Linked DNA regions of Homo sapiens: region 1 is linked to region 2. Evidence: chromatin loops called from intact Hi-C (ENCODE). Cell type or tissue: MCF 10A. All regions are shown on one strand. Each heading gives the region's core, and the rest is flanking DNA. Links, peaks and the distances in the headings are about the cores only.

Region 1 (12,892 bases), core at 1,524-9,523, 1.7 Mb after region 2:
TTGGCCAAGCTGGTCAAGAACTCCTGACCTCAAGTGATCAGCCAGCCTCGGCCTCCCAAACTGCTGGGATTACAGGCGTGAGCCACTGCGCCCAGCCTACCTGTGACTTTTTTTTAGTTCAGAAAATTCTCAGGCATTTTCTTTTTCACATTGTCTGACTTCCATTCTATTTGCCTTCTCATTCTGGGAGACATACTAGCCCTTCTCATTCTCTCCTTCATAGCCCTTAATCTGTCTTTCATCTCTCTACCATCTCTTTGACCATTTGTGCTGTATTCTGGATACTGTCTTTAGATATAAAATCGGTTCACTAATTCTCTATCAAGTAGAATCTAATCTGCTATTTATCCAACCACCAAGTTATCCATTTCAACTTTTATTTTTTATTTCTAGAAATTGTGTTTCTAGAAATAAACCTTATCTGACTGAATAGTTCTTGTTGTTGATGGTTTCTCACTCTTGAAAATTATAGTTTTCAAAAAAACATTTACTACATGGTTATTTATATTCTCTACCTAATATTTCCAATATATGGAGTATTTAGAGTTCTAAATCTGCTGTTTGTTGCTTCTGCCTTCTTTCACACACAGTGGTACTTTTCCTTGTGTTGGGGATCGGTGGGTGGCTCATATTTAGTTAATCCTAATCCATGGAGTTGAGAGGTGACACATTTGGAAATGCTTTCCAACAGACAGCATTTGCATGCTTTGAGCTCTATTGCCTAATCTATGTAAGGAGAATAATGACATTTTTTTTCCACTTAAAAGAATCTAATTGGCCAGATGTGGTGGCTCACGCCTGTAATCCCAGCACTCTGGGCGGCCGAGGCGGGTGGATCACGAGGTCAGGAGATCAAGACCATCCTGGCTAACACGCTGAAACCCTGTCTCTACTAGCAATACAAAAACAAAATAGCCGGATGGGGTGGCGGATGCCTGTAGTCCCAGCTACTCGGGAGGCTGAGGCAGGAGAATGGCAGGAACCCAGGGGGCGGAGCTTGCAGTGAGCCGAGATCGTGCCACTGCACTCCTGCCTGGGCTGCAGAGCGAGACGACTCCGTCTCAAAAAAAAAAAAAAAAAAAGAAAGGAAGAATCTAATTAAGTTGTTTGTTTTAAAGAACTTCAAAAAGATATACATGACCTGAATGAAAATCTGAACAACATGTAACAATATGTAAGTGTAAGAGGCTATTATTTAAAATTAATATTTTAGAAGAATGATACAGCATCATGCACTTTCTAAATTAGTTCACCAGATTATTCGGTTATTTTATACAAGAGGAACTCAAGTTAATTAATGTAACATCAGTATGATGTGTCTAGGTATGGTTTTCTTTGTATTTATTCCAGTTCAGTTGTGAAGTTCTCCTTGAACTTGTGGATTCTTGCTTTAATTTATATTGCAAATTACTTGGCCACTATTTTTTCAGATATTTTTTCTGACTCATTCTTTTTTCTCATTCCTTTTTTCTTTAGCTCCATGAAAACATGTGCTAAAACTTTTCCCCATGTCTCATGTATCTCTTAGGTGTTTTCTAAATGTTTTGATCTTTTAGGCTTTCTGTATCTCAGTTTAGATTTTTTTTTCTAAGCTATCTTCAACTTGACTAATCTTATTCTTTAACTGTATACAATTTCCTATTAAATTTGCCTACTGAGTTATTAAGTTCAGTTACTGCATGTTCAAAATCCAAAATGTCCATTTGATTCTTTTTAACACTGTAGTTTTCTACATCTCTTTACCTTGGCAAATAATTCCTTCAACATATTAGGCATAGTTATTTTCAAGTCTCTGCAATACATTCTAACACATGAATTTCCTGTGGGTCTGTTTTAGGTTTGTTTCTATTATATATTTTTTTTCTTGGTTTTCAGTTGTGTGAAGTCATGTCCTGATATGATTAAAATTTGGACATGATTAAATCCTGGACATTGATTAAATCCTGGACATTGCATATAAGAAACCATAATATGCAGATCTCAGTAACGTTGTCTTCTTCCAAAGAGAATTTACTGTTACTTCTGGCGAGCAGTTAGAGTAGGGGCAGGTAGCCTCAATGCTAATCAGGGCTGATCCATAGCAGGGCGTTGGAATTTTTTTTTTTTTTTTTTTTTTTTTGAGACAGTCTCGCTCTGTTGCCCAGGCTGGAGTGCAGTGGCGCGATCTCGGCTCACTGCAAGCTCCGCCTTCTGGGTTCACACCATTCTCCTGCCTCCGCCGGAGCTGCGACTACAGACGCCCACCACCACGCTTGGCTAATTTTTTGTATTTTTAGTAGAGACGGGGTTTCACCGTGTTAGCCAGGATGGTCTTGATCTCCTGACCTTGTGATCCGCCCGCCTTGGCCTCCCAAAGTGCTGGGATTACAGGCATGAGCCACCAAGCCCAGCCTCTTTCCTCTTTCTTTCACAATGTATTCGTTGTCTACTCTGTGCTGGTACCTTACATTTATTATCATATTATTTAGTAAAACCCCTCTGAAATTAAAATTACAAACGAGGAAAATAAACATGGAGACTACAAGCAACTCATCGAAATTTGCTTGTGTTCAAATAGGATACCTGAGATTAAAAACCAGAACGTGATTATTTTATTTTCTTTTTTATATTAATTCTCTCTAGTCTTTTTTCTTTTTCACTTTGTCTCTTCTCTCAGTGTTTCAGTCCCTCCTTCCCTTTCCCTTCCTTTTTTTTTTTCCCGTTTCTTTATAACAGTTAAGGAAAAGGTGTGGTCTGAAGACATTTTCAGCCTAGACTCTGACTAGCCAGAATAGCGCATGGGGTGGCCCTGTGATGATCCTCGGGCAGTCTGATGAATCAGGAAAAGGGAGGCCAGATGTGCTACACAGTTCAATGTCTGGCCCACCATCAACCCTTCTCCAGTAAGAGCCGTTTCACATGTCCCTCTCTCTCTCATATCCTACTTTCCCAATTTACCATGTATTTGTCCACTTTTTGCCATCCTCTCTTCGCCTACTTTAGTTTAACTGCCATTATCGTTTGTTTGGAACTACATCAGCCTTCTAAATGTGTCCCCATCTGCAGTTTTGCCCAACCCCAATCCATTCTCCCAACTGCAGTCAAATTAATCTTTCTAAAAGGCAAAACTTGCGTGATGTCACCTGTGTGCCAATTCAGTGGTTTTACGTATCCCTCATGGTAACACTTACCAGGGCCCTGAAGGCACATCACGGCCTACCCCATCTCTCCTGTTACGCTTTCTGCACATTTTCAATAGTGCCCTGTCATCTTCCTAATTGTATTTTGTATTTTTACATACTGTTCTCTCTCTAGAACTGGAAGGTATTTACCTTTTCCTGTTCTATCTTGGGTAATGTCTTCTATTTTTAATACCAACTTAGGCATGACCTCTTCCAAGAAGGTTTTCCTAATAACCAAAGGCAAGATTGGGTAACCTTTCTACAGGCTGCCCTAGATCTCTGTGCAGTCCATATCACCCAGCTCATTGGGTGTTGTCTTCTTTCCCATTTACTTCACTCGTATCTCATTCACCATTATACCTCACAATTAGCATGACATGTAGAGGACCTTCATTGATTGTTTATTTGGTAAATGACTATTAAATGAGTGGTATGAAAATAAATGTGCAGCAAAATACTCATAGTGTGACCTAATTATATGCAAAAAATCTGCAACAAGCACATACATGAACACATACATAAATACAAGAGAATTGGAAGACTATATAGCACACTAGTTATTATAGTTATACTAAAAATATAAGTCAACTGTACCATTCAATCAATCAATCAAATGAAGTAGATTAATCCTGCTCACAATCACATTGGTATCTATACCATATTCTAATTTTACATTACCTGGAGTTTCACATGCTTTTGCATATCACTTTCTGAAGTGGCATTGTACTACTGGGATTTGAGCCTTAATTTGATTTCATAATTTACATTCTACAATTACATGTTAGGTTACTATCATGTTCTTAGCACTTGACTAGGTGCTGCAGTAAAAAGAGATGATTTTACAACTGTTTTTGAATTGCTTGCAAACTTTCGGAGAGAAATAATATTAATAGATAGATAAAATTTAGAATTTTTCTACCAGGAGCTGCATGCAGTTTTATGTAAAATATTAAGAAGTTGGACTTCATATATTTTTAATGCCTCTCCCATTCTGCTTCTGACCCTGCAGCAGTTTCTTCTGATGTAATGTAGATATTTTGGGGCATATAATCCCACACTTAAAAAGAGCCTGAAAGGACTTTAGGGAGGTAATAAACCATTGTTTGCCTGAAGGTCTCCTTCAACATTATCACTAAGTGGCTACATTTTCCAGACTTGAACTCTTTCAGTTACAGGAAGTCAGTGCTTCTCAAGAGTTTCCCACTTTGTGCCTCTCCTGTGTTTTCCAATCACATTGTCAAGAATAAGTGCAATTCTTCTTCCCTTATTGACCAGTGACTGTCTGAAGCTTGCTATTTTGTTACCTCTGAATCTTTGCTTTTTACTGCTATTTAAAAATCCCTGATGTAGACAGGGATTAGTCCATTTATAGGGTTGGCTTTTTGGAATCATATACAAGTGTATTTATCTCCACAATAATTTTTTTCTTCTGGGATTTTTGTCTGTTCTCACTCACAAAAATATTTTATTGGTTTCTAATGATCATATGTAATTGTGTGTGTGTGTGTGTGCACGCGCACACATGAATGTATGAATATTTGTAGTGAGTTTGTGGTAAAAGCATTTTGGAAATATTACATTTTTACTCTATTAATTTGATGACAACGTAATGCAATCCTGTTTATGTTACAATGTGCTATTTGATTTAAAGTTTGAAAAAAGAGGCAATTGGGAACAATTACTCAACAAACTTACTGTGAAAATTGGCTCTTTTTTTCCTATTACTGTGCTTCAGAAATGCTTCTCTTCCTAAGATCCAGTGGAAGTTCAGAAACTGGGAGATAATTGTGTCCTTGGTAGGGACAGAGTGACACCGTGTGGAATAAAACAGAACAGAGCTACCCCATGAGGCAACACATGCTCTCCCCAGAAGAGCACAACTGGAAACAAACCAGCTTTTCAAGTAACTCACCTATTTTTTTCCTAAATTTGCCTTAAATTACTTATTGAAAATGTGAACCAGCAGCAAAGAGAAAAAGCTCACCAAGATGGCACATGCAATTAGAGTGGAATTCATAACATTTTATAAGAAGTATTTTATATTCTACATTAAAAATAAGCTTATTTATTTGCTGTATATCTTATCTTTTAGAAAGATGCTTGTTCATTTAAATGGGCTTACCAAATATTAATCGAATAAAAAATGGTTTGTTATTTGTTTATTCATTATATAAACCATTTCCAAAGAAGAGGTTTCCCTCCCTCCCTTCCTTCCTCCCTCCCTCCCTTCTTTCCTTCCTTCCTTCCTTCTTTCTTTACCTTATGAGGCTCTAAAAAAAAACTTACAACTCAATGGCAATTCAAATGTCTTTAACTCGATTCTTTAAAGAAGAGTGCCTGGAACTAGATAACATGATGAGCCACTGCCATAAACAGCAAAGCTAACAGATGCATACCAATAAGGTTTGCACAATTATTTAATATATTTTGTCATAGTATGAGTCGTTGGAGGAACAAGAGATGTTTGACACAGAAAAGTGTCAATACATTTTAGTTATGTTATGTTTTTATTAACGTTTTCAGGCCTTTAATAAAAAAGAGGGTCGATTTATTCTGTGATTAACAGATAGTACTTATGGGGGTGAAACATTTTAGCAAGTTACAAGAAGTAAATTTTACACACGAAGAAGACCTGTGTGAAATTTAAGTGGTCTGCTCCATCCAATGCCAACTCTAATTAATTGCTAATAGCTGCCTTGAGTACTATGCCTCTAAGGATCTGAGGTCATGTTCTGGCTCAGTGGGTAGTTCTATATTTGAATAGTAAGGCTGGCTTGTGCACAAAGGTGAAGGAATTGGGGCGTATATATCGGGTGTTACCCTTTCTGGCCGAGAGAATACTTGATAGAAATGGGCTTCAGTGGAAAAACTAAGGGACAGAATAGCTTCAGTTTTAGCTTGGCCACGTACATTGTGTAAATTTTCCAAGCCTATTTTCTTCATCTCTAAGCATAGCGCAATAATCTTTATATGGTTGTTATGGACATTTAAGATGTAAAATAACGTGTCTAAAGCAACTAATGCAGAAATGCTTATAAACGATCTTGTGATATGTACTAATAAGTGATAACTATCATTACTCCCTTGTTCTTTTTTTTTTGTTAATTGGGATCATACCTTTAACATACATTTTCTAAAAGTAAATTCTACTTTCTCTTTGAATTACAGTGATTTTCTTGTATGCTTATGGTTATTAGGCATAGGTAAAAATTTTGTAATAAATAAAGATGAAGAGATCTAAGAAGGAAAAATGGAACCACAACATTATAGTATTAGAGAAGCCATCAGAAGAAAGTTTCAAGAGAATGGTCAATATTATAAAATGCTGCAGAGGACCATGAAGGAAAAAGACTAAAATGATGGGGACTTGATAATTGGAAATAACTGATAATCCCAGAGAATGAAATTGCTATTGTGAAATATATGGGAGGTAGAATGTGATTCACCGAGGACATAATGAGTAAGGAGAACATGATATGATAAAATATTAAAAGACTTTTTCCTAGGTTTTCTATCAGAAGCTTTTCTGTTGCACTGGCATGAAGAAGATATTTGGAGAAGAAAATATAAAATAAAATATATGATTAAATTAATTATTTCAGTTACCACACAAAGCTCAGATCAATTCCCCTAATTTTTTGATGAATGCAAAACGATCTATATCTATATGTCTTTTCTGATCTGAAATTGGAAAACATGTTTTTATTAAGAAATTTGTTTTTTTTTTTGAGATGGAGTCTCACTCTGTCACCCAGGCTGGAGTGCAGTGGCGCGATCTCAGCTCACTGCAAGCTCCGCCTCCCGGGTTCATGCCATTCTCCTACCTCAGCCTCCCGAGTAGCTGGGACTACAGGCACCCGCCACCATGCCTGGCTAATATTTTTTGTATTTTTTAGTAGAGACAGGGTTTCACCGTGTTAGCCAGGATGGTTGCGATCTCCTGACCTCAAGATCTGCCCGCCTTGGCCTCCCAAGGTGCTGGGATTACAGGAGTGAGCCACTGCGCCCGGCCAAAAACATTTTTTTAAAAGAACAACTGTAGAGGTGCAGATATTTCTATCAGTTCTCCCGTAATTGCAACTGGCACCTTTTATATGAGAGGAACTCAGGAGAGACTATTTTGAGACCTTATCAGCCTTCCTACAGTTGTGTAATGCTGGAACAATGTGTTTGGGGACCTGCTGTCAGGCACCAGCAATATAGAGGTGGGGAGAGAAAAACAGAAGAAAGTTAAGGGCAGAGTACTTATCGTATGTGCATACTATATTGTTGAAGCTAGGTAGCACAGGGTTGGTATGGAGGGGAAAAGACATTACAAGTGCACTGATACATGTCATCCTTTCTCTTTTCCTTTTTCTCCTTTTTGAGACAGAGTCTCGCTCTGTTGCTCAGGCTTGAGAGCAGTGACACAATCTCGGCTCACTGCAGACTCCACCTCCCAGGTTCAAGTGATTCTCATGCCTCAGCCTCCCACGTCCATTTTATTTATTTTCCAATTTTATTTTTAAGCTTTTATTCAAGTTTTTAGTTTATCATGGTGGAAAGAGAGATAGAAAATAGTTTCAAAGCGAGACCGTGTATGGTGGCTCACGCCTGTAATCCCACCACTTTGGGAGGGTGAGGCGGGCAGATCACCTGAGGTCACGAGTTCGAGACCAGCCTGACCAACATGGTGAAACCCTGTCTCTATTAAAAATACAAAAAAAAAAAAAAAAAATTAGCCGAGCGTGGTGGCACATGCCTGTAATCCCAGCTAGTTGGGAGGCTGAGGCAGGAGAATCGGATGAACCTGGGAGAAGGAGGTTGCAGTGAGCCAAGATCATGCATTGCACTCCAGCCTGGGTGACGAGCAAAACTCCATCTCAAAAAAAAAAAAAAAAATTGTAAATTCTTTAATATCTAAGAGATTTGCTTTCATCTTTGCAAGAAATTTTAGATAATTGTTGATATCATTTTAGTACCCTTTACATAGTGGGGACATACTTATAAAACAAAGACACAGTGAGAAAAATATTAGAATGGTTGATAAGTAACTTACTGTTGCTATCACTAAAATATTCATGATAGTAATTGTTTAATTTACTGAATGTCTTGCACCAGGTCTACTCAGCATCATACAAACATTGTACTTAGAGAATGAATTATTTATTTAATCCTTATAAAATTATTCCGAGACAGATAACAAGTAAGGAAATTGAAGCTCAGCATGGTAGAGAAACTTCCCCATGTTCAGATGGTTTTTAAGTGGTAGTGCTGAGATTCAAACCCACTTCTGTTTGATTCTGAAACACAACTACTGGGCACTGTAATACACTGTGTTCTGGACATGTTATTAATCATGAACAAATAGATTTCAGTAGAAACAGGATTTTTTTTACTTTCTTTTCTTTCTTTCTTTTTTTTTTTTTTGAGACGGAAACTTGCTCTGTTGCCAGGCTGTAGTGCAGTGGTGTGATCTTGGCTCACTGCAACCTCTGCTTCCCGGGTTCAAGCGATTCTCCTACCTCAGCCTCCTGAGTAGCTGGGACTACAGGCGTGCGCCACCATGTCCAGCCAATTTTTGTATTTTTAGTAGAGAGAGGGTTTCACCATGTTAGCCAGGATGGTCTCGATCTCTTGAGCATCTCGTGATCTGCCTGCCTCAGACTCCTAAAGTGCTGAGATTACAGCCGTGAGCCACCGTGCCCAGCCGTTTTTTACCTTTCGAATTAAATCCTAAAATTGGGATTTTTCATTATGTAGTCTAGTTCCTTCATCACACCTCTATGTCAGTGAGTTCCTGGAATCTCCTGCTAGAAAGTTAGTTTACTGAGACTGTCATTAATATGTAATGAATATAATTATTTAAGCCAATACATTTGAAGAATTTAAATTTAACCATACAGTCTTTTAGCAGATAAAGAAAGCAAATTTGATCTCTAAGTTAGTGTGCTCGACATATCGGGAAATTGGAGCCAGGCTAAGCGTAGGGTGCCAGGGCTCCAGGTGTGCAGTCACAGGAGACAGGAGAGACTTGGGAAGCTCCTGGAAGCTGCAGGAGAGCAGGATCGTGGGTATTGCTCACTCTTTCTCTCTGCACCAGGGGGCATTTTCTAATAATGTTTATCACTTCTCTTCTGCCTGGGGTCTCTGAAACATCTTCTCACATTGTGGTCCGAGCTTTGCTCCCACCAGGCAGCACCTATGGTAGATTTCCCTTTGGGTAGATAGCAGCGGCTTCTGGCTCTCGTCATGCTGTTTCCTGTCTGAGTCCTTGCAGCTCTCATCTCTGGACTGCTTCACAACTGAAAGATTGACTCCCCGCTTTTCTACCACCTATGGAAGCAGCTCCCTGAATTAAATTACTTCTGTTGAATGAAATACCTAGTGTGGTTTCAATTTTCATTTTATTTATTTATTTATGTATTTATTTTGAGATGGAGTCTTGCTCTGTCGCTGAGGCTGGAGTGCAGTGGCCTGATCTCGGCTCACTGCAACCTCCGCCTCCCGGGTTCAAGGGATTCTTCTGCCTCAACTTCGCCCGCCACCACGCCCGGCTCATTTTTTGTATTTTTAGTACAGACGGGGTTTCACCGTATTAGCCAGGATGGTCTCGATTTCTTGACCTCGTGATCCACCCGCCTCGGCCGCCCAAAGTGCTGGGATTACAGGCGTGAGCCACTGCGCCCGGCCGGTTTCAATTTTCTTTAATGGATCTTGACAGATACTAAAGCCCTTTCCCAGGTGTTCCCTTTATGTAATGCAGTAATTAAAAGGGCCGTGATCGAAGAAGTATTCAAGTGCACTATACATAGAATGTCCTATGGATAACCTGTGAAGTTACCTATTTTTTTTGCTTAGAATGGTATTACGTCTACAGGGAGTCAATCAGCTGCAGAAAGTGAATGGATCCTTCGAAAGTTTGAGTTGCTATGAAGGGAGACTCTCTGTTCTTCCTTAGTCTCAGAGATAGGAAATAACAATTGCAGCATTAATCTGGACATGTCTTGGGTTTCATATTCCTACACAAATATAATGAAACACCTATTTGGCCGGCATGTAACTTGAGCCTGACTGTAGCGATTAATTTCTGCCTCTGTGTGTTTTAGAGACTTTTGTAGACAAATTAGTAGATGTAAATGAAAGTGGACGGAAATCGTTTGAAATGAGTTGCCTTTAAGTAGTTGTAAAATTAGACTATATAGCTTAGGAGTCCATAAATTTGAAACTACCTAGGCACAGTGCTCAAAATAGGAGCTTGCATTTATTTACAGGTCATAGTTGTGGAACCAAGATTTGTTAAAGTTGCTAAGTTGTTACTTCAAGAGGTAGATGAAGTCTACATACCAGATCTGTATAAACTTTACATTCAAGAGGGTAATCTTAAAATAATTTATCTCTAGCCGGGCGCGGTGGTTCACGCCTGTAATCCTAGCACTTTGGGAGGCCGAGGCAAGCGGATCACGAGATGGTCAAGAGATCGAGACCATCCTGGCTAACACGGTGAAACCCTGTCTCTACTAAAAAAAATACAAAAAAATGAGCCAGGCATGATGGTGGGTGCCTGTAGTCCCAGCTACTCCAGAGGCTGAGGCAGGAGAATGGCGTGAACCCGGGAGGCAGAGCTTGCAGTGAGCCGAGATCGCGCCACTGCACTCCAGCCTGGGTGACAGTGCGAGACTCTGTCTCAAAAAAAAAAATAAATAAATATAATAATAATTTATCTCTACAGATCAAAAATCATGAAAGCATGTATTTTAAACACTCAAAGTTAATGAATGGTTATTAAATACTATAATTCACTTCTGATACTTCCAGCCTGTCCTCTTTCTTATTTTGTCCTTGGTTGGGGGATAGTCTGAGGACAAGGTGTGGGGAACCAAATGTGGAAAAAATTATGAAGAAAAGTTTGGTAAATTTAACTTTTATATAAGTGGGTATATGGAACCTTTTGTTTTTGCCACTTAAGTCATGGAATTTATTCATAAAAAGTAGGTTCTCTATGTTGGGCATGGTGTCTCACACCTGTAATCCCAGCATTTTGGGAGGCTGAGGTGGGCAGATCACTTGAGGTCAAGAGTTTGAGACCAGCCGGGCCAACATGGTGAAACCCCATCTCTACTAAAAATACAAAAATTAGCCCCGGTTGGTGTGGCACACGCTTGTAATTCCAGCTACTTGGGAGGCTAAGGCATAAGAATCACTTGAACCCGGGAGGCAGAGTCTGCAGTGAGTGGAGATCATGGCACTGCACTCCAGCCTGGATGACAGAGCAAAACTCCATCTAAAAAATATATATATAATTTTACGTATATAAAATTTATATATATAAAACAAATTCACAATTCTGAAAACCAGTATGAAATGGAGTATTGACAAGGTTTTGTTTCAACATCACCTGAGCTTTCCATTCTTGACTTTAGTGACCCAGGAATTTCAGTGAAGACATACAAATAGCCTGAAATCTGAGAAAAGTTAATCCTGAATTTAAGCTTAGCCCAAAGAAATTCTATATACTATAGAGGAACAGATGAACTAAATGAATGTTTGCAATTTCTGTTAACAAACGCACATTTGAATTATGTCAGTCTATTAATTCTTCTGCCTTAAATTTGAGTATTTTGATTTTTTTCAAAAATAATATAATCCTCAATAGTAGTTAATAAAGAAAGTCTGAGTTATAGAACTTGTTTTTTAGGGGAAAATTTCTTTCTTTTATTTCAAGCCATCTCCAATTGCCAGAAAAAATAATACTCAGATTTATGTGTTTCTAACTGAATGGTCTCTTTCTGCAATGCCATTCTCCCGCCTCAGCCTCCAGAGTAGCTGGGACTACAGGTGCCCGCCACCACGCCCAGCTAATTTTGTTTTTGGAATGGAAATGCAAAGCTCAAGGAAAACTGAACAGTGATTTACAGCATTTGCATATGCATTTACTATAATTGTAAGAGCAGGGATTTAATATCTGTAGTGAAGTGATACAGAATTTGGCAGGAACAATTAATATCTACTAAAATTTCTAGGTATCTGACAATACAGAGAACATCAAGGTGAAAACTTTGTTCTTCAAACCATTGTTGAGATATAGGAAGAATCAGCCAATTTTTCTTAAAGGGTATCCCACTAACAAACTTGACAGTATTGGTACATTGTCTTCCTTAACAGATACTGGGAGTTAGAGCCAAATGGCTAAGTATCTCCAAACCTAAAAGTTGTTACTCACCATTCTTAAGCCTGAATAAATTTCATAAAACTTGTAAAATTGGTACCTACTCAGTAACATCACACTTTACCCTCCAATAGATTTAAAACTTGTTCTAGTAAAAGTACCCAGCTTCCTTTTTTTTTTTTTTTTTGACAGAGTCTCACTCTGTGGCCCAGGCTGGAGTGCAGTGGTGCGATCTCGGCTCACTGCAAGCTCCACTTCCTGGGTTCATGCCATTCTCCTGCCTCAGCCTCCAGAGTAGCTAGGACTACTGGCGCCCACCACCATGCCCAGCTAATTTTGTTTTTGTATTTTTAGTAGACACGGGGTTTCACCGTGTTAGCCAGGATGGTCTCGATCTCCTGACCTCGTGATTCGCCTGCCTCGGCCTCCCAAAGTGCTGAGATTACAGGCGTGAGCCACCATGCCCGGCCAAAAGTACCTGGCTTTCCCTTTGCAAGAGCATTTCTAGTATTTGAATTAAATCTAATGGAGCCTTTGATTTTGAAGTGCATGTATGAATTAGTAGTATGTCATGAATTGTGAT
Region 2 (12,892 bases), core at 1,810-9,809:
CTGAAAGGAAATTGCCTAAAGAATGTGCTGAAAAATGGCTGGGCTCATGCGTGTGAAATCTCAGCAATTTGAGAGGCCAAGGCAGGCAGATTGCTTGAGCTCAGGAGTTCGAGACCAGCCTGGGTGACATGGTGGAAACCCCCTCTACGAAAAATACAAAAATTAGCCTGGCATGGTGATGCACACCCGTAGTCCCAGCTACTCGGGAGGCTGTAGTGGGAGGACTGCTTGAGCCCAGGAGGTTGAGACTGCAGCGAGCCAAGATCATGCCACTGCAATCCAGCCTGGGCCATAGAGTAAGAGATCCTGTCTCAAAAAAACAACAAAAAAAAGAATGCTGAAAAATAAGGCATTTTATATACAAGGTAATATGGATATAATTCCCTTATGTTTTATAGAGACTTACTGGCTAATCCTTCATATCCCTTTCTAAGTTCATTTTTCCATGATTTATTTAATAACAGTATCTTAGTCCTAGTGTGAGCACATGACCATGTTGGGAGCTACTTAACGCATTCCCCATAATGTCATGTCTTCCTATAGGCGATTCTAGCAGGCAATTCAGGAGCTATTAGAGAAAGAGTGTTAACTGAGACAAATGCCATCCATGGAGTTTATATTCTGGCCGGAAGATAGGCTTTATTTATTTATTTTTTTGGGATGGAGTCTCACTCACTCTGTCGCCCAGGCTGGAGTGCTGTGGCGCGATCTCAGCTCACTGCAACCCCCGCCTCACAGGCTCAATTGATTCTCCTGCCTCAGCCTCCCAAGTAGCAGCAACTATAGGCACACCATCACGCCCAGCTGATTTTTTGTATTTTTAGTAGAGATGGGGTTTCGCCATGTTGGCCAGGCTGTATGATATGCACTGTATTAAAACCTTTATGTTATTAGCTAATGTATTCTTCTTCACAAACACTTTATGCAGTACTAGGATCCCTGTTCTACAGCTAAAGAAAACTAGGCTGAGAGAGGCGCTAAGGCCACAGAACAAAAATGTGGCATGGAGCCCTTTTCCAATATGAAATATATTGACAATAACAATCTTCCTCTTTTCCTCATGCCTTTCTTCTCCCTTAATGAGGCATGGTGGCACATGTCTGTAGTTCCAGCTACTTAGCCAGCTGAGGTGGGAGGATTGCTTGAGCCCGGGAGGTCGAGGCTACAGTGAACCATGATCGCACTACTGTACTCCAGCCTAGGTGACAGAGTAAGACCCTGTCTCAAAAAAAAAAAAAAAAATAAAAATTAGTTTAGTTTAACGACTGCAATCTTATAGTTTTAAATAATTCAGGAGCTTGGGTTTTTATTATAATATCCTTTAGTGATAGTTTTAAGTAGTTTCCTGAGTACACAGCACATCAGATTTAGAGGTTTAAGTTTACCAAACTCAAAAACCAAAAGCACGTAAACACACATACACAATGGTATTTCCCATGTTGGAACACAGAACTGTTAACTCTCTAATAGAATGAAACATTTTTTGCCAAATGGCAAATCAAAGACATCATAAATCAAGCACATATTATACTTACTTGTTTTTACCTTTCTCATATATTTAAATTGGGCACACTATCTTTGTAAGTCTCAAATCCTAAAGTTTGAATAGAAACGGCCTGCATAGAAATGCTTTTAAGGTGAATCAATTTTCTAGTTTTTCTCTGTATTAAATTAGTAAAATAAAATAGGATAGTCATTTGAAAAATGCTAAATCTTGAGATCTGTGGTCTAGTAGAAAGAGTACAGGGTTAAAAGTTACAACTTCAGGGTTATAGTCCTAATATTACTATCTACTAGCCAAAGGACGTTTTGAAACCTCTCAGCCTCTACTTTCTAATTTATAAAACAAAGGGGTTTATTTTGACTTCTAAGTTCTCAGATTTCACACAAGTCAACAAACAAACTTGGCCAAGTCATAAAATAATAATTATAGTTTACATTTATTTAATGCTTATTTTGTGCCAGGCACAATGTTCTATATACTTTACATGTATTAATTTAATTCATGTAACTTGTGAGGCAGGTAGTAATAATATCCTTATTTTATTTTATTTTATTTATTTATTTTTTTGAGCTAGAGTCTTGCTCCATGGCCCAGGCTGGAGTGCAGTGGCACAATCTTGGCTCACTGCAACCTCCACCCCCTGGGTTCAAGTGGTTCTCATGCCTCGGGCTCTTAAGTAGCTGGGATTACAGGCATGCGCCACCATGCCCAGCTTATTTTTGTATTTTTAGTAGAGATGGGGTTTTGCCATATTAGCCAGGCTGTTTGTTCTCAAACTCCTCACCTCAAGTGATCTGCTCACCTCAGCCTCCCAATGTGCTAGAATTATAGGCGTGGGCCACTGTGCCTGGCCAATATCCCCATTTTAGAGAACCCATCTATATAAAAAAATTAAAAAAATTAGCCAGGCATGGTGGTGCACACCTGTAGTCCTAGCTACTCAGGAGGCTGAGGTGGGAGGATTGCTTGAGCCTGGGAGGTCAAGACTGCAGTGAGCTGTGACGGCACCACTGCACTCCAGCCAGGGTGACAGAGTGAGATCCGATCTACAAACAAGCAAAACATAACAAAAAACAAAACAAAACAAAACAAAGGACTTCATGCCAAACTTAGTTACACTCTGTCAGCTAATAACATCTCACTGGTGTTTCTGCTTCAATTAAAATGTCATTTATTTTTAAAATATATAAAGCATTCTTGCAGTACACAATTCAAGAGGCCACCAAAGATAATTCACAGTCTCCTTTCACTTCTGTTCCTTAAGTTTCAGTCCCTCCTAGTCACTGTAGATTTTCTAAGAGAAATCACATCACCAGAGCTGTATCTAAGGAAAATGAATCAGACAGAAATACTTAGGATGAACTATAATGGAAGTACCAGATGGGTAATAGTGGGAATAAAAAAAAAAGGGATGGATGCAAGTTTCTACAGGCAAAAGCAACAGGACTTAGCATTTAGCATAGGGCCTGGAACATAGCAGGCACTTCAAAATATTTTCTATGTGGCTCCTGAATGACATGAGTAGAAGAATGACCAAAATCGTTTCAAGGTGTAGAGGCAGGATGACAAGGAGCTGAAAAGTGCCATTAACATTGCTAAAACAACAATAAAAAATCAAGATTCAGGTATGAAAGGGGAAGAAGACAAGACATGTAGTTTTGAACCTATGAGTTGGAAATGCTCATGGGCCATGTAAGTGAGAACTGTCAGGTGTTTGGAAATGTGACCTGGTGCTAATGAATGAAGTTGGAAGCTTTGGGTATAAATTTTAGAATTATCTTTCAAAAAAATTGGGTATGATTAGATAACTAAAGAAAATACTGTTTGAGGACAGTATAGAAGATGATGTCCAAGGACAGAAAATTAGTAACTGTCTACATTAGGGAGACAAAGATGAGTGAAACCATGAGAGCCAAGTATCATGAAAATTCAGGAGGGAGACTATGTTAAGAAAGTGGCAGGCTTATGCCTGTAATCCCAACACTTTGGGAAGCCGAGGTGGGAGGATCGCTTTAGACTAGGTACTTGAAGCTGAATGAGCTATGATTGCACCACTGTACTCTAACCTGGGTGACAGAGCGAGACTCTGCCTCTAAGTAAATACATTTAAAAAATAAGGCAGTAGTCATTGGTAGTATCTGATGAGGAAAATAGGTCAAGTAGAATGAAAAATGAGAAAAAGTGGTCAGATTTAGTCATCAGAAAGGCGACAGACAAGTGCAATGGCTCATGCCTATAATCCCAGCACTTTCAGAGGCTAAGGTGGAAGGATTGCTTAAGCCCAGGAGTTCCAGACTAGCCTGGACAAGAGACTCCATGTCTACATATAAAAATAAAAATTAAATTAAAAAAAAAAGAGACGGAAGAGGGCAAAAATTTGGCAGGAAATAACAAACAAATGGGTGGTGAAGAAGTGAATACAACCCCTGCCTTGCCTTCTTCTCTTGAGAAATCTGAAGGTGAGGGGATGGCAAGGGATGGAACAGTAAGCAAATGGGCAAAAAATGAAATGTAAATGTGCAACCCGGAATTGGCAACTCTGTGGCCTTCCTTATAGGGCTAGCAGTGCCAACAGTTTTCAAGAGGCACGATACTAACACATTTGTAGGGAAAGGAGCCAAGAGGACGAAAAAGGCTGTAGGTATGACTCTTGGTAATTGAGCAAGATCTGATATGGGAAAGAAATGACATCTAACTTACAGTTGGATTCGGAGAGGAAAAAGAGGTGCTCCTCCCGACCCAGAAAGGGAGGGAAAGTTTAAGATATTTTGAAGTGAGGAGGGAATATAAGGGTGTGACTGACAGCCCGTATTTTCTCAGAAAAGTAGGTGACCTAGTTGTCCCTCCCCAACAGAGAATTAACTATCACCTAGGTGAGGAGCCCCAAAAGCTAGACACTGGACTAACGTAAACATGAGTAGGTTTTTAAGTATTTATCTTATGGCAGATATTTTTTAAAATCTACAATAATCCTAACAGGTAGGTACTATTTTTCTTCCCATTTAAAAACCTTATGCTTCCCCTAAGAGGATATGACACTTGCCCACAGCTAACAAGCATACATTTAAACCCAGATCCAACTGCATGGTTTTTAAGTCTATTACATCTTACAGCAAGGGTATAGCAGAGGCCATGAACTGATGGGCTTGTAAGTATGTGTATCTCACCTCCAGTATTGATCTTTGTAAAAAAACAGATGAACAAAAAAATATGGTTTGTGCTTTCTGAACTTTATAATTAAGACTACATACATATGGGAGTAAAATACTGGCAAGAAAGGAAACCGTAGAGCAAATACTTTGCAAATAAGAAATTGCCATTCCTTTGATTCTTTTTGATTCATATGAACTCCTGTTACAGAGACAATTGTTGTGGATACATTCCCTTTGACCTACGAAAATTAGATTTGAACAAAGGTTCAGATTGGATTTAGATTAAGTCCTGCTCAGTGAAAATTATGAAAACACTCTGACACTACAGTAACTGATATGAAATAATAAATCCTCACTTAACATTGTCAATAGCTTCTTAGAAACTGGTTTTCAGTGAAACAACGTACAATGAAACCGATTTTTGTTATCATCAATATTATAACGAAATGAAAACAACACTGAATGAAAATTTTTTTGTGGACCTGCTGTAAGTTGTTTGGCTTAAAGCCATGATTTCTAAGAACCTATCGTTAAGTGAGGACCTACTGTACTCTATAACCATGCTGCTATTCTTTATTCCTGATATCCCATTACTTTTTTTATTTTTGAGATGGAGCCTCGCTCTGTCACCCAGACTGGAGTGCAGTGGAACGATCTCAGCTCACTGCAGCCTTGACCTCCCAGGTTCAAGCGATTCTCCTGCCTCAGCCTCCCAACTAGCTGGGACTACAGGCGTCTGCCACCACTCCTAGCTAATTTTTGTATTTTTAGTAGAGATGGGGTTTCACCATGTTGGCCAGGCTGCTCCTGACCTCAGGTGATCTGCCCATGTCTGCCTCCCAAAATGCTGGGATTACAGGCGTGAGCCCCCGGCCGACCTTTCTAATCTAAAAAAAAAAAAAGAGATGAAGTCTCACTGTGTTCCCTAGGCTGGTCTCCTGGGCTCAAGCGATCCTCCCACCTTGGCCTCCCGAAGTGTTGGGATTACAGGCCCGAGCCAGCGGGCCCAGCATGCGGACCATTTCCAGTCAAATACTGGGATAAACTGCAATAAATGACCCTAAGAAGCAGGTGAATTGTCTCAGGAGCTCAAGCTTCTTTTGGAGAAGGACTCAACCAGCTGTGACTGGCTGTGAATATGGAGGAAAAGGGCCACTAGTCAAGGTATGTAGATAGCTTTTAGAAGTCAGAAGAAGCACGCCTGCAGTCCCAGCTACTCAGGAGGCTGAGGCCGGAGGATCGCTTGAGCCTGGGGAGATAGAGGTTGCAGAGAGCCGAGACCACGCCACTGCAGCCCAGCCTGGACAGAGGTGAGACGCTCGCGGACCTTAGCTTGGGGTTGGCGGCGTTAGGAAGAAACCGACCTCGAGACCCTGAAGACCTGACAACAGCCGTTACTCTGGCTGACAAGTCATTGGATTTCTGGCGCACGCGCGGCGCGGCACGGGCAGCTTCCGGTTTCCAGCCTTGCCCCCGCCCCTACCTTCCGCCCCACCTCCAGGCTAGTTCCTCCTCTTGGCCCCGCCCCCTGACCTTCCTTCTCCCTATCCCTAGGCCCCGCCCCCTGACCCGCACCTTCCCGCCGCCCCTCCCCGGTTCCATTTCATTGTTGGATTGTGGCGCTTCACTCCTGCTGGCGGCCGGCAGGGGGCGGAGTTCGAGCCTGGATTTTTTTCCTCGGGGCCTCCCCCGGGAGGCCGTCCCGGCGTGGGGGAGGGGAGGACGGGGCGGGAGGACGCGGTTCGGTCGGCTGCAGCGCTACTTTTGGTCCGGGGTCGGCAGGGAGGCCGCGGCTACCGCATCACAGCTGACGTGAGGACTACGTGGGGCCGCTGCCGGCTCCGGGTTGCTGGGCGGCGGCGCCGCTGCTGAGCGGCGGTCGGGCTCGCCGTCTCCACCTCCTCGCGTCCGTAATCAGTGACGAGGTCCGCTACGTAAATCCCTTTGCGGCGGGTAAGTGGTGCGTCGGCTCCGGCCCCGAGACCCAGCAGCGGGCGACGCGGCGCAGGAGGTGGAGGTGGAGGCAGGAGGCGGAGCGGAGCCGGGTGCGGTGGAGCAGCAGAGGCCGAGCGGAGCCGTGGGCGGCGGGCCGGGACCCCGGGGCCGGGCCAAGGACTGGCGGGGCAGCCGCGAGTTCACCTGACGCGGCCCCTCGCTCGGCGCCCCCGAGGCCGCCGGCTCGCCGCCCCACGCCCGCTTCGTGCGCTCAGCTGCCCCGGGACCCGCCTGCCTCCTCGCGAACTTGGGACGAGTTGGAAAATCCTCCCTGAGAGAGCCGTGCGGCTCAGGGGAGCGGTTTAACTCGGAAAAGGAAAAGGAATCCAGAAGTAAGGACCTCGGATTTGAGTGCCCCCAGCGCCTCTGCCCCACTTTACGAGCGCAGTTTAGACGAAAGCGGACGCAGCCCGTTTTCCCCCAAAACCTGGGCCGGAGGGCCTCGCAGCTGAGTCATTCGGTCCCGGGCGCGGGCAGTCTCCGGAGTGGGAAGGGCAGAGCCGCGACCGCTCTCGGAAGGCGCATTTTCCCTTCTGCCTGAGTCTTGCCTTTTTAGGGCCATCTGGTAAGGTTTCCAGAGCCTGTTGAATCTGGGGAATAAACACATTATTAAACATACTTTTTTTTTTTGAGACGGAGTCTTGCTGTTACCCAGGCTGGAATGCAGGGGCATGATCTCGGCTCACTGCAGCCTCTGCCTCCTGGGTTCAAGCGATTCTCTTGCCTCAGCCTCCCGAGTAGCTGGGATTACAGGCATGCGCCACCACGCCTGCTAATTTTTGTATTTTTAGTAGAGATGGGGTTTTACCATGTTGGTCAGGCTGGTCTCGAACTCCTGACCTTCCACCCACCTCGGCCTCCCAAAGTGCTGGGATTACAGGCGTGAGCCGCCGCGCCTGGCCTCAGCATGTTTCTTGATCCTGTTGCGTTTTATTTGTATATCAGATACCTGAGTTTGAAATCACTTAGGGGTTTCCTGCATGCTGCTCAGTGAAGCAGCGGTGAGTTTGTAATCACATTTTAAGAAATTGGGACTTACAGGGCCAGTCTCAAAGTGTCACTGAAATTGAAAGAGCTCCTTTAACACTGTGGCTTACGTACGTGACTCAGTTTCCTTTCTACTTAATTTGCCGGGCAGATGAGGGTGTACCTTTCCCTTGAAACAAAGATCTAGATTGAACAGTGAGAGGTCCGCTGTGAACATTGCATCAGATTACATGAATAAACCACGCTGTTTTTTATTTGTTGTTTTTTTGTTTTTTGCTTTGAGCGCCACGTTTTTTTCCTAGTCTTTTTTTTTTTTTTTTTGAGACGGGGTCTCGCTCTGTCGCCCAGGCTGGAGTGCAGTGGTCCGCTCTCAGCTCACTGCAAGCTCCGCCTCCTGGGTTCACGCCATTCTCCTGCCTCAGCCTCCTGAGTAGCTGGGACTACAGGCGCCCGCCACCACGCCTGGCTAATTTTTTGTATTTTTAGTAGAAACGGGGTTTCACAGTGTTAGCCAGGATGGTCTCGATCTCCTGACCTCGTGATCCGCCCGCGTCGGCCTCCCAAAGTGCTGGGATTACAGGCATGAGCCACCGCTCCCGGCCTTTTTTTCCTAGTCTTGATTCTTTTTTTGGATAAACTTTCCCTTCCTAAGTCATAGTAGTCTTAAAGTCTTTCAATCTAAAGTAATTTTTTTCCCAAAGGAAGGCAAATTGCACACAATATGTTTTGGCCAATAAATGCTAAGTATTAAAACTGATGTTTAAAGAACTATGTATTGATCCCAACACAGCTTTAACAAATATATTAAAATGGTTTTGATCCTGAATGAGTAAACACTTAAAGCATTGTCAGTATTCACACAACTTTGGCGAATCTGTAAATAGATGAATATAACACTTACTTTCCCAGTGAATTGGTGATGGATATGGAATCATTTTGGTGATTGCGAAGTTGTAATTACGGTGATGTTTTGTGTACATATTTTGGTGACAGTATATGAATAAATTTTTATTGAATGCGTAAACATAGGACATTTTTATTTTTAGTCTTTTTGTTTTTGCATTGTCCCTGAAAGTTAATGAAATTTACTTCTTCTTCCTGAATTTTAAACTCTGGAATCCATAGTTAATAGGCTGTATTCCAGTTTCCTACTCAGGTGAGTCACTGCCTAATCAAAATACAAAATCTTGCTTAGGGTTATGACCATTTCATGAAAAGTAGGGAAGAGTTTTGAATTATTAACATATATAAGGAATCCTGACTGAATCTTTACCAACATAGACATATATTTCTGATCCTTTTTCTCCCAAGTTGTATTCCCTGCAAATTAAGTATTGGGCCAGAAGATTGAGCTAGGTTTATTGTTTAAGTGGATGTTCTTACTGAAAAGCTCTCAAATGTCCTGTTCCTTTTAGATAGACTTCTTAAAATAAAACTGAACAGTGCAAACACTTAATAGCTGAACGATTGAGAGACGTTATTTTTTAGAGCAGTTTTACAACCATTGATATTTTTATATTTCCTTACCAACATTGATTGATAAGGAAATAAGCCTGAAATACCGAATTTTATTGTTTCTACTTAAGTAAATGGATGGATTCCATATGTAAAAGTCAGCTTTGAAAATAGTTATTATTGTACATTGAATACAGTTTTGATATTATCAACACAGGAACTTAAAAATCCAGTTTAGGCCGGGCATGGTGGCTCACGCCTGTAATCCCAGCATTTTGGGAGGCTGAGGCAGGCGGATCGCCTGAGGTCAGGAGTTCAAGACCAGCCTAACCAACATGAAGAAACCCCGTCTCTACTAAAAATACAAAATTAGCCGGGCATGGTGGCCCATGCCTGTAATTGTGGCTACTTGGGAGGCTGAGACTGGAGAATTGCTTGAACCCCGGAGGCGGAGGGTGCAGTGAGCCAAGATCAAGCCATTGCATTCCAGCCTGGGCAACAAGAGCCAAACTCAGTCTCAAAAAAAAAAAAAAAAAAAAAAATTTTTTTTGGAAAAATGTATCTCATTACACAATAGGTAGAAATGAACATTTTAAATAATTATGTTAATAATCTCCTTTTAGACAATACATTTTAAATGTCTTTTGCAATGGGAACTCCACAATAAAGACTGTGCTGTTCTTAAGAATAAATGCTTTTACTCATAGGTTTTCATTTTCTGATACTGTATATCCAGTAGAGAATAAGCAAGAACAAAGAAGAAAACCTAAGGATATCATTAGTGGAAATTTTTCTTGATACTACTTATGGAAATGCCTTAAGTCTTACTGCACTGAATAATGATGTTTTGTTCAATGATGGACCACATATATCCCATAAGATTATAATGGAGCTGAAGAATTCCTGTTACCTAGTTATGTCCTAGCTGTCCTAATGTCAGAGGGCAGAGTATTACCTTTTCTATGTTTAGGTATGTTTAGACACACAAATACATTCCACTGTGTTCTAATCGTCTGCAGTATATAGTACAGTAACATGCTGTACAGGTTTTGTAGCCTAGGAGCAACAGGCTATCCCATTTGGCATAGGTGTGTAGTCGGTTGTGCCATCTAGGTTTGTTTAAGAGCAGTTTACAATGTTCGCAGAATGAAGTTGCCTAATATTTCTAAGAATGTATCCCCATTATTAAGTGAAGCATAACTAATTCAGTTATAGCAAGGTTTACAAAGTAAAATGATATCTATTTGCACATTTCATGACAGGCCTTCCTAGGAGTGATAGAGGAAATTACTGGCAACGTGTGTGTGAAGTAGTTTTTATAAGTAGAGGAAATGCATAGGCTATAAAACTATATGGTAGTTTTGCTTAAAGACTGCTTAAATAACCATCTCGTTGGTCAGGAAGGATGCTTACCTCTAAGAAAACCTTACTAGCAACTCATCCTCTTGTCAGACTTTTTTGAAGCCTCTCAGATCTCCACAAATGAGAAACATCTTTGTGCATGTTTTCTAAACAGTAGTATAACCAGGCCATTTAAATATCAAGATACTAATAAAATCCTGTGAACGTTTAAGAGTGGAGCTAATGTGATGCTAATATTTTCCCTGAGAATTTCACAAAATAAACTCAGTGTCTTTAAAGTTATCTTAGTAAAGGTTTTTTTTTGTGTGTTTTTTTAAACATAGCAGACTTAAATCATCCAACTTAGAATAGCAAAATAGCAGATAGTTTTGTTTATATTCTTAATCTCAATTTTTTTATTGATAGCACAAAAAATGATTTTTTTTTGGCTTAGAAATGTTTTTAACTGGAATTTATATCTTAGCACTGATTATGGTGAAAGTATCCACTTTGGAATTATGACAACTGTATCACACATAAAGACCCACATTACTGAATATGGGTGCTTGGAATGTTTTTACTCTTAAAATTTCTGGAGGAGTAAAATTAGGCATGTTTCTGCACTTAGAAAGATACAGGTTTTGTTCAGATGTGTAAGATAGGACCAATCTAGGTAAGTAAAATAATGGTAAAATTCTTTTTTCTGATCTTAAGCTAATTCAGGTAGTTTATCTCCTTTGTCAGATTTACTATCTAGTAGTTAATACATTTATACTTAATACGTAGATATGTGTTTTCAGATGTACTTAATGTGCAGTAAAGAAGCATGCTATTGAAAACAAAACAAAACAACCTTACAGTGATTCTAGTCAAGCAAGTAACTCCTTCAAAAGTTTAAAAATTTGGTTTCACATTGGCCGGGTGCGGTGGCTCACGCCTGTAATCCCAGTGCTTTGGGAGGCCGAGGCGGGCAAATCAGGAGACCAGCCTGACCAAACATGGTGAAACCCCGTCTCTACTAAAAATACAAAAATTAGCTGGGCATGGTGGCTCGCGCGTGTAATCCCAGCTACTCAGGAGACTGAGGCAGGAGAATCGCTTGAACCCGGGAGTTGGAGGTTGCAGTGAGCCGAGATCGTGCTACTGCACTCCATCCTGGGTGATAGAGCGAGACTTGAGTCTCAAAAAAAAAAAAAAAAGAAAAAAAAATTGGTTTCACATGAAGTGGTGGTGGCGGGGGAGGGAGGTGTTTGAAAGGATGGAGACAGGCCATGATTATTTGAATTTCACTTTTCATTTCCTCCTCAGCAGCCCATTCTGTAGTTCATTTACTGTGAAATGGCCAAAAGCAGGCAGCATGTGGGAAATGAATTGAAAAAGAGACACTTACTGAATAGCTAGTCCTTTAGTGATTTTAGTAAAGAGTTAAGATTACTTAAATAATAACAGGTGTCTCAGGCAATTAAATTGGAGTAGCCGTGAATCTATATTAGAGAGCCTCGTGAATTTATGTATAATTCATGTTTGAAATATTAAAGACATTTACAAGTGTTTGGAATATTTATTTACGAGTATCCCTCTTGGCTATTCTGTTTTTACATGAAAGCGTAAAGATTATTTTTTGAAAGTTACTGTTACTTTGCTTCATAAAGAGTATAAGACCAATGGTGTAATTTCATGGTACTGCTTTCTCCCATTGTTTTTCCTGTACTCATCTTCCCCTAAAATGCATAACCATAGTCTCATCCCCGTCAATTGCAGCTATATGGCTGTTTGGAATTATTTCTCTTATAACTAGTCCCACCTTCTCTTAATTTTTTAATCGACTTGGTTGAGAAGGACCAACTTTACAATATGAGCTTCATATTCTCCTTTATCTTTCAAACTTTATTGCTCTTGCTACTTAAATTACAGTTAACCTATGGATATCTACTTTTGCAAAGAACTAAAACCTTGCTTCATCACAGAACCAAATAAACAGATTGTATTTCTCTGTTCTCTTTCTCTTCCTGCTTCTGTAAAAGGTATGATACCTTTTGTTCCACATTCTTTTCTTTTTCTTTTGAGTATGCTAGTTGCAGTGCTTTCAGGTTTTCTTATTCTTTTTCTTTTTTAGCCTTTCTTTTAGAAACCATCTCAATAATGCATAATTTACAGTTTACATTTTTGGGTTTTTGAAAGTGGAGTAAGAACTTAGATTGTTTGGCAAGTGTCTTATAAAGAATTCTTAATTTAATATTTCCCGTAAGTCATAGTTATCTCCAATTGTAATATCTAGTCCAAAAGCAGATTTTTTTTTTTTTTTTTGAGACAGAGTCTCACTGTGTCACCCAGGTTGGAGTGCAATGGAGCAATCTCGGCTCACTGCAGCCTTCGCCTCCCAGATTCTCCTGCCTCAGCCTCCCAAGTAGCTGGGATTACAGGTGCCTGCCACCGTGCCTGGCTAATTTCTGTATTT

What was found. A loop is a pair of places that touch in the nucleus more often than their neighbours do. Peaks named below come from ENCODE experiments on the same cell type or tissue, not always from the same donor. Only the 100,000 strongest peaks of a DNase experiment are listed, where the experiment ranks them.
Region 1: a loop joins it to region 2, with 6 times the contacts of the local background. A loop is called at or near these places in 5 of 110 quality-filtered maps.

The regions. Positions count from the first base shown.
Region 1 is chr10:36,774,460-36,787,351 of GRCh38, forward strand. No RefSeq gene overlaps it. Among named protein-coding and RNA genes, the nearest start is that of ANKRD30A, 340 kb to the right of the region's middle. In MCF 10A, for the core only: a CTCF peak has its summit at 4,993; a DNase peak (open chromatin) is centred at 4,972.
Region 2 is chr10:35,120,585-35,133,476 of GRCh38, forward strand. It overlaps CREM (cAMP responsive element modulator), which reads left to right and starts at 6,262. Exons shown (of 8, transcript NM_183011.2): 1 at 6,262-6,609. It also overlaps a transcript of CUL2 not described here. RefSeq lists silencers at 6,150-6,669, 6,730-6,869 and an enhancer at 7,230-7,299. In MCF 10A, for the core only: a CTCF peak has its summit at 6,329 (motif pointing right); DNase peaks (open chromatin) are centred at 4,117, 6,217, 6,517 and 7,097.